Linked DNA regions of Homo sapiens: region 1 is linked to region 2. Evidence: read pairs that join two places in POLR2A ChIA-PET (ENCODE). Cell type or tissue: PC-3. All regions are shown on one strand. Each heading gives the region's core, and the rest is flanking DNA. Links, peaks and the distances in the headings are about the cores only.

Region 1 (2,921 bases), core at 308-2,807, 850 kb before region 2:
ACTTTTTATCAGTTTGAGTAATTTTTTATCTGTTCCTAGTTTGCTAAGAGTTTTTGTTATGAATAGGTGTTAGATTTTGTCAGATGCTTTTTTTTTGCCTCTGTTGAGGTTGATTGTGAGGTTGATGTCCCATACTATAGTAATATGGGACAGTAATGTTACTATAATATTAAACCAGCTTTTCAAGTACTTTTGTGTCTGTGTTAGTAATGGATATTCATCCGTAGTTTTATACATTTATTTAGAGACAGTCTCACTCTGTCAGAGCCCAGGCTGGAGTGCAGTGGCACGATATTGGCTCACTGCAACCTCTGCCTCCCCGACTCAAGTGATTCTCGTGCCTCACCCTCCTGAGAAGCTGGGACTACGGGCACCAGCCACCACATCTGGCTAATTTTTTGTATTTCTAGTAGAGACAGGGTTTCACCATCTTGGCCAGGCTGGTCTCGAACTCCTGACCTCAAGTGATCTGCCTGCCTCGGCCTCCCAAAGTGCTTGGATTACAGGCATGAGCTACCATGCCCGGCCTGTAGTTTTCTTATGATGATATTTTCTGTCTTTGACAGCAAAGAGCTACTGGGTTTAAAGAGTGAGTTGGAAAGTGTTCATTCTGCGTTCTGAATGAGTTTGTGAAGAATTGGCATTATTTTCTTTAAATATTTGATAGAATTCATTAGAGAAACTGTCTGGGCTTGGATTATTCTTTTGGGGAAGATTTTAAATTCCTAATTCAATGTGTTTACTTTTTCTTTTCTTTTCTTTTCTTTTTTTTTTTTTTTTTTTTTGAGATGGAGTTTCACTCTTGTTGCCCAGGCTGGTGTGCAATGGCACGATCTCAGCTCACTGCAACCTCTACCTCCTGGGTTCAAGCAATTCTCCTGCCTCAGCCTCCCAAGTAGCTGGGATTACAGGCATATGCCACCACTCCCAGCTAATTTTGTATTTTTAGTAGAGATGGGGTTTCACCATGTTGGTCAGGCTGGTCTCAAACTCCTGACCTCAGGTGATCCACCCGCCTCAGCCTCCCAAAGTGCTGGGATTACAGGCGTGAGCCACCACGCCTGGCCTGTTTACTTTTTCTAGGTGAATTCATATTTTCTAAGTTTTCTAATTTATTGGCATAAAGTTGTTAATAACATTCCTTTATAATTCCTGTATTGTCAATAGTAATGTACCTAGTTTCATTCCACTATAATTATGTATTTTCTCATTTCTTTTTGGTAGGTGTAGCTAAACATTTGCTAGTTTCTTCACCGTATAATAGTGTGTGTGGAAAGGCTGTTGTAGTTCTTATTGTTGGAAGGTCTGTAGAATGATTCTGTAGGCTTGGCTTCCTGTAATGACTCTTAGCTCATCATCAGATAGGCCAGGAGAGCTGTTATTTCTCAGCTAGTGGCACTATTGAAATCAAGAACATGATGCCATTACTGTAATCACGGAATCAGGAATCCTTCACTACAACTCCCACAAAGCTAGAAACTAGACACTGGAACACTACAACAGAAAACCCCCACATCTCTACAATGGTGCTTGTAACAGAAACATTCAAAGCACAAGGAGAACGACCATAAAATGTTCACCTTTCAAATCTTAAATAAGTGCATCTGATTGATGGAATCTAATTCATGTCTAGAAGCATAAATGCAAGGGCATCTGAGCAATGTAGTTTTAACCTTGTATCTTGCATAGGTTGTAAACACTTTAAGATGGTGGAAATGGATGCTGAGGGCACATTGAGGTTAGGTATGAGCTAATTTTCCTCGGTCTGAAGCAGGGGATAGTATCAGCAAGGCATCAGTGAGGCCAATAGTGCTTAATTCATTGCCTTTCATTGTACCTTTCACTGACTGAAACATTCCTTTAATACAAGAAAAACTTTACAACTAGAAAACTGACCGATATTCAGTCATCTTCATTTAGAATTGAAACATTTTTTAAAATGTAGCCTGTCATCTAAATGTTTCTCTTTATGAAATAACACTGTTTCTTTAGCTGTATTGTTTAGTTTACCACTGAGAGCGATACAGAATCATACTCATGAAGTTGCTTATTAATAAATATCATTTGTGATGATGAATCTGACATTAGGAATGGGCTGTACTTTTCTTAAACATTGCTTTTGGAGTTTTGAGAGGTAGAAAATTAGTATATGAGCTACCCACCAATTATAGTTTGACTTCCTGTTGCAAGGGCACTGTGGATCCTACCAGGGAAGTGAGGCATCATGCTAATTGTAAGCTTCCCTGTCTGTCTTGCTTAGATCTTATATTTGTGCTTGTTACAATAAGTTTGTTTCTCTTTGTACTTTTATTTTGTTATTTTGTTCTTTCACCTTTTTCATACATATAAAAGACTTTACAAGTCCCAATATAGTTATCAAAGGAATAAATTAGAATGAAAACATATGTCTTCTGAGCTTTGTGTATGTAATAACATTGCCTCAAAATACATTAATTAAAATGAAAATGCTAAGATAATTCAAATTTCAGTATCTTAGGAGATTTTATAGATCTTTCTATGATAGAAAAGCAAAAATTAAAAGATAATAAAGATGTGAACACGAAAGTTAACAAGTATGTATATAGAAGATGGAATCTGTCAGCTAGAGAAATCCACGTTGTTTTCAATCAGACATAGATTATTTACTTAAAATGATTTTTTATGCTTCTCTTTTTCAATAAAGTCAAGCATTCATTCTGATCCCAATATATCAGACTTGGTTCTAAATGATTTTGACAGCTTCCCATAATGAATTTGTCTCTGAGGATATTCAAAGAAAGCAGCAGTAGTAGTGTTAAAGGGTCCCAGCTAGGCCTTTTCAGTTCTTTCCTATCATTGTTAATGTAGACAACCATTTCCCAGATTTTTGAGATAAATCAATTTATTTATTTGCAATATTTACATGCCTACATGGTTTTTTA
Region 2 (2,921 bases), core at 299-2,798:
CCACAGTGAATGGGAGAGAAGAGAGTACCAGACAAGGTCCAGAAGGAGGCAGGGGCCAGACGATGGCAGGGCCTGGGGATGTAAGAAAGAGTTTAGATGTCATACTTCTAGTTTAGATGTCATACTTCTAGTGACGGGAAGCCATGAGGCGTGAGCAGGGCCTGGGGGTGATATGATCTGGCTCTGGTGGGGAGAACAGGCCGGAGGGAGGGAGGAGCAGAACCAGAGAGATTGGTTAGGAAGCTGCTGCAGTAACCCAGGTGAGAGACAGCAAAGGCCTGGCCATGGAAATGGTGGGAAGTGGATGGAGTCAGGACATAGTCAGAGAGAGAGCAGGTAGGACCAGCTGATGAGGTAGGGGTGGGGAGGTAAAGCCCAGGAGAGAAGCTTAGTCCGAGTGTTGAAGGAATTCATTTATTTGTCCCATATTTATTAGCACCTATTATGTGATAAACAGCTAGGGCGGTGGGGGTGGTGGAGGAAGGTGAGGCTGGGGTAATAGGAGAGTTGGATTACCAGCCAGTCCTCCTTGCTAAGGAGGTGTGATCATACAGGTGGTGAGCAGCCAAGCGAGGGTTGCGCAGGGAGTGCGCGTTACATTCAGATTTTAGAAAGACGAATTGAAAGAAGGAAAAACTAGAGGCCATTTGAAGGCCTGGACAAATGAGGTAACAATGGGGATAAAGGGGAAGGCACCTTTCTGTGCCTTTCCATACCCACAGGGCCCAAGTGCCCCTAGCTCAAGCCCTGCTTTACTTACGATGCTCACCACGGTCCAGCCACACTTGGCTGCCCTCTCTCATGGATGTGCCATGCGCTTTCCCACTTCAGAGCCCTCACCCTTAATGTTGCTGCTACCGGAGGTCCTGCCCTTAGCGCTGTGCACGCTTGGTCCTTAGCACCCCGAGATCTCAGTTCAGAGTCACCTTTTCAGAGGCCACTCCAATTATTTCCTTTATTGCACTAACATGTATACTTTCTACCTGGAGAAGAGAGATAATAAGTGCACAAACAAAATGTCTGTCTTATGCATGACTATACCCATGGTGCCAGGACCGGAACTGACACATCCTAGGAGCTCATTAAATACATTGAGGGAGGGAAAAAAGGGAAAGTAGGAAAAGACAAAAGGGCAGTTTGTCGTCGGGGTGAGGAAGGAAGGAGGCTTCTATGTCCTACTCCACACAATCTTGGGAGAGCCCTGCAGAGAGGGGAAGGAAGTGTATCTAAACCCTTATGATTCAGCTCCTGAGTGGTGCTTATCCATATTTTCATTCTGAAATGGTCGCTTTGAAAGAGAATGATGAATGAACTAATTTAGTCTACCACAGGAAAACTAGAGAAAAGAGAAAATGCCTTGTAAAGGAGACCTACATAATCAAAGTCATGACTCCAGAACCATCTCACATTTGAAAAAGACAAACAAAACCATCATTAGCTAAGGAGTCAAGGGCTGTTTACTTTGGCCAGCCTATTTGTTTGGGATCAAACAATCAGGACTAACTTTTATTGCTAGGCAAGGCTCTGAGGCACTCTACTTCTACTGACTCATTTCATTCTCACATCCTGTTATTATCCATGCCATTCTACAAATGAGAAAACAGAGCGCCAGAGAGAGAGGTTAACCTGCCCAATGTGATACAGCTAGTGAGTGGGAGAGCCAGAATTCAGACCCAGGATATCTGGTTCCCGAACCACTGCTCAAAAGCACTAAGGTAAACCCCTCTTTGGCCAAAGCTGCCCTATAGGAGAGTTGTTGAACACATTGCACATTTGTTATAAGCAAATCATTCTAGGGATTATATATGCAATGGTAATTAATAATCATTACCAACATTAGCTTTTTTGTCACTTGTATTAGGCAGGATAGGCTAACTGCTGTAGCAGAAAATCCCCAAATCTCAGTGGCTTCACCCAACAAAAGTTTATTCTAACTCATTTCATTTTTCACTGTGGTCAGCAGGGGTGCTCTGCTCCACACAGTCATTCAGGAACACCTCCCATCTCTGCCATCCCCAGGGCTCTTGGAGTCCTCCCCTGGATGCTCTGCATCTGGCCAGCCAATGAGCAAGCAGAGAGAGAACAGGGAGGGCCCGGGAGAAGATTTCAGGAGCCACGTTTCCTTGGCTGGAACTCAGTCACATAGCCCCACAGAGACGTAAGGGGCTGAGAAGTATGGTCTCACTCGTGCTCAGAAAGAGAATATGGTGGGCATCTTGCAAAGCACTGTGGAAGAGTTTGTGGAAGAGACCTGGCAGGAGGGTAACCTGGGCCTCAGAAGACATTGGTTCTGGCCCTGGCTCTATTAGTCACCAGCTGGGTGATCTCCCGCAAGATGCAGTCTCTTTGGTCCCAGATTTCCCATCAATAAAGTAAGGTAATCAACCAGATGGCCCATTTCAGGAGTCTTCTAATCCAGAATGTTTACATGATAAAGCATCATTTTATTAAATAACCATGGTGCCTTAATCATTTTTCTATTGATGCTCTATTTGTGCTTTTGTTCAAAATTGCAACCATAATTATAACATCAATTCTGGGGGAAAATACTATCTATTTTCCTTTAATACTGAATATCTAGTTATGCATCATATATACTCTGGGGGGAAAAGAGAGCTTCCGACTTTGTATTAGGACTAGTTATTTGAAGCAATTCATTAAATTGGGGAAAATGTAGATACCTATTTCAGAATGCCTAGAGCTGGGTCTAAGTAATAAATGTAATGTTCTACAAGCAGATCATTTACTGTGATCAGACCATTTTTGTACAAAACAGTACTTACCTCTATTAGAGGGCACCTGAGCATGCCAGGTTAGCAAGGTGAGAACCATCAAGAAAATATATATCCAGAATAGCCAAGTTAATAACTACTGACTGAGGTTCCACTCTGTGCCCTCGCTGCCAGAGAGCCTTGGTTTCT

Evidence for each region. ChIA-PET counts read pairs that join two places held together with the same protein. Peaks named below come from ENCODE experiments on the same cell type or tissue, not always from the same donor. Only the 100,000 strongest peaks of a DNase experiment are listed, where the experiment ranks them.
Region 1: POLR2A ChIA-PET joins it to region 2 with 6 read pairs; 3 of 35 experiments call an interaction of 5 or more read pairs at or near these places.

Annotation. Positions count from the first base shown.
Region 1 is chr1:176,021,583-176,024,503 of GRCh38, reverse strand. The region is part of intron 15 of COP1 (COP1 E3 ubiquitin ligase); the gene reads left to right. Among named protein-coding and RNA genes, the nearest start is that of MIR1843, 55 kb to the right of the region's middle. In PC-3, for the core only: no CTCF peak of the experiment used is centred there; no DNase peak of the experiment used is centred there.
Region 2 is chr1:175,168,078-175,170,998 of GRCh38, reverse strand. All of the region lies in intron 2 of KIAA0040, which reads left to right. Among named protein-coding and RNA genes, the nearest start is that of KIAA0040, 23 kb to the left of the region's middle. In PC-3, for the core only: no CTCF peak of the experiment used is centred there; a DNase peak (open chromatin) is centred at 1,508; H3K4me3 peaks cover 621 bases; H3K27ac peaks cover 2,034 bases.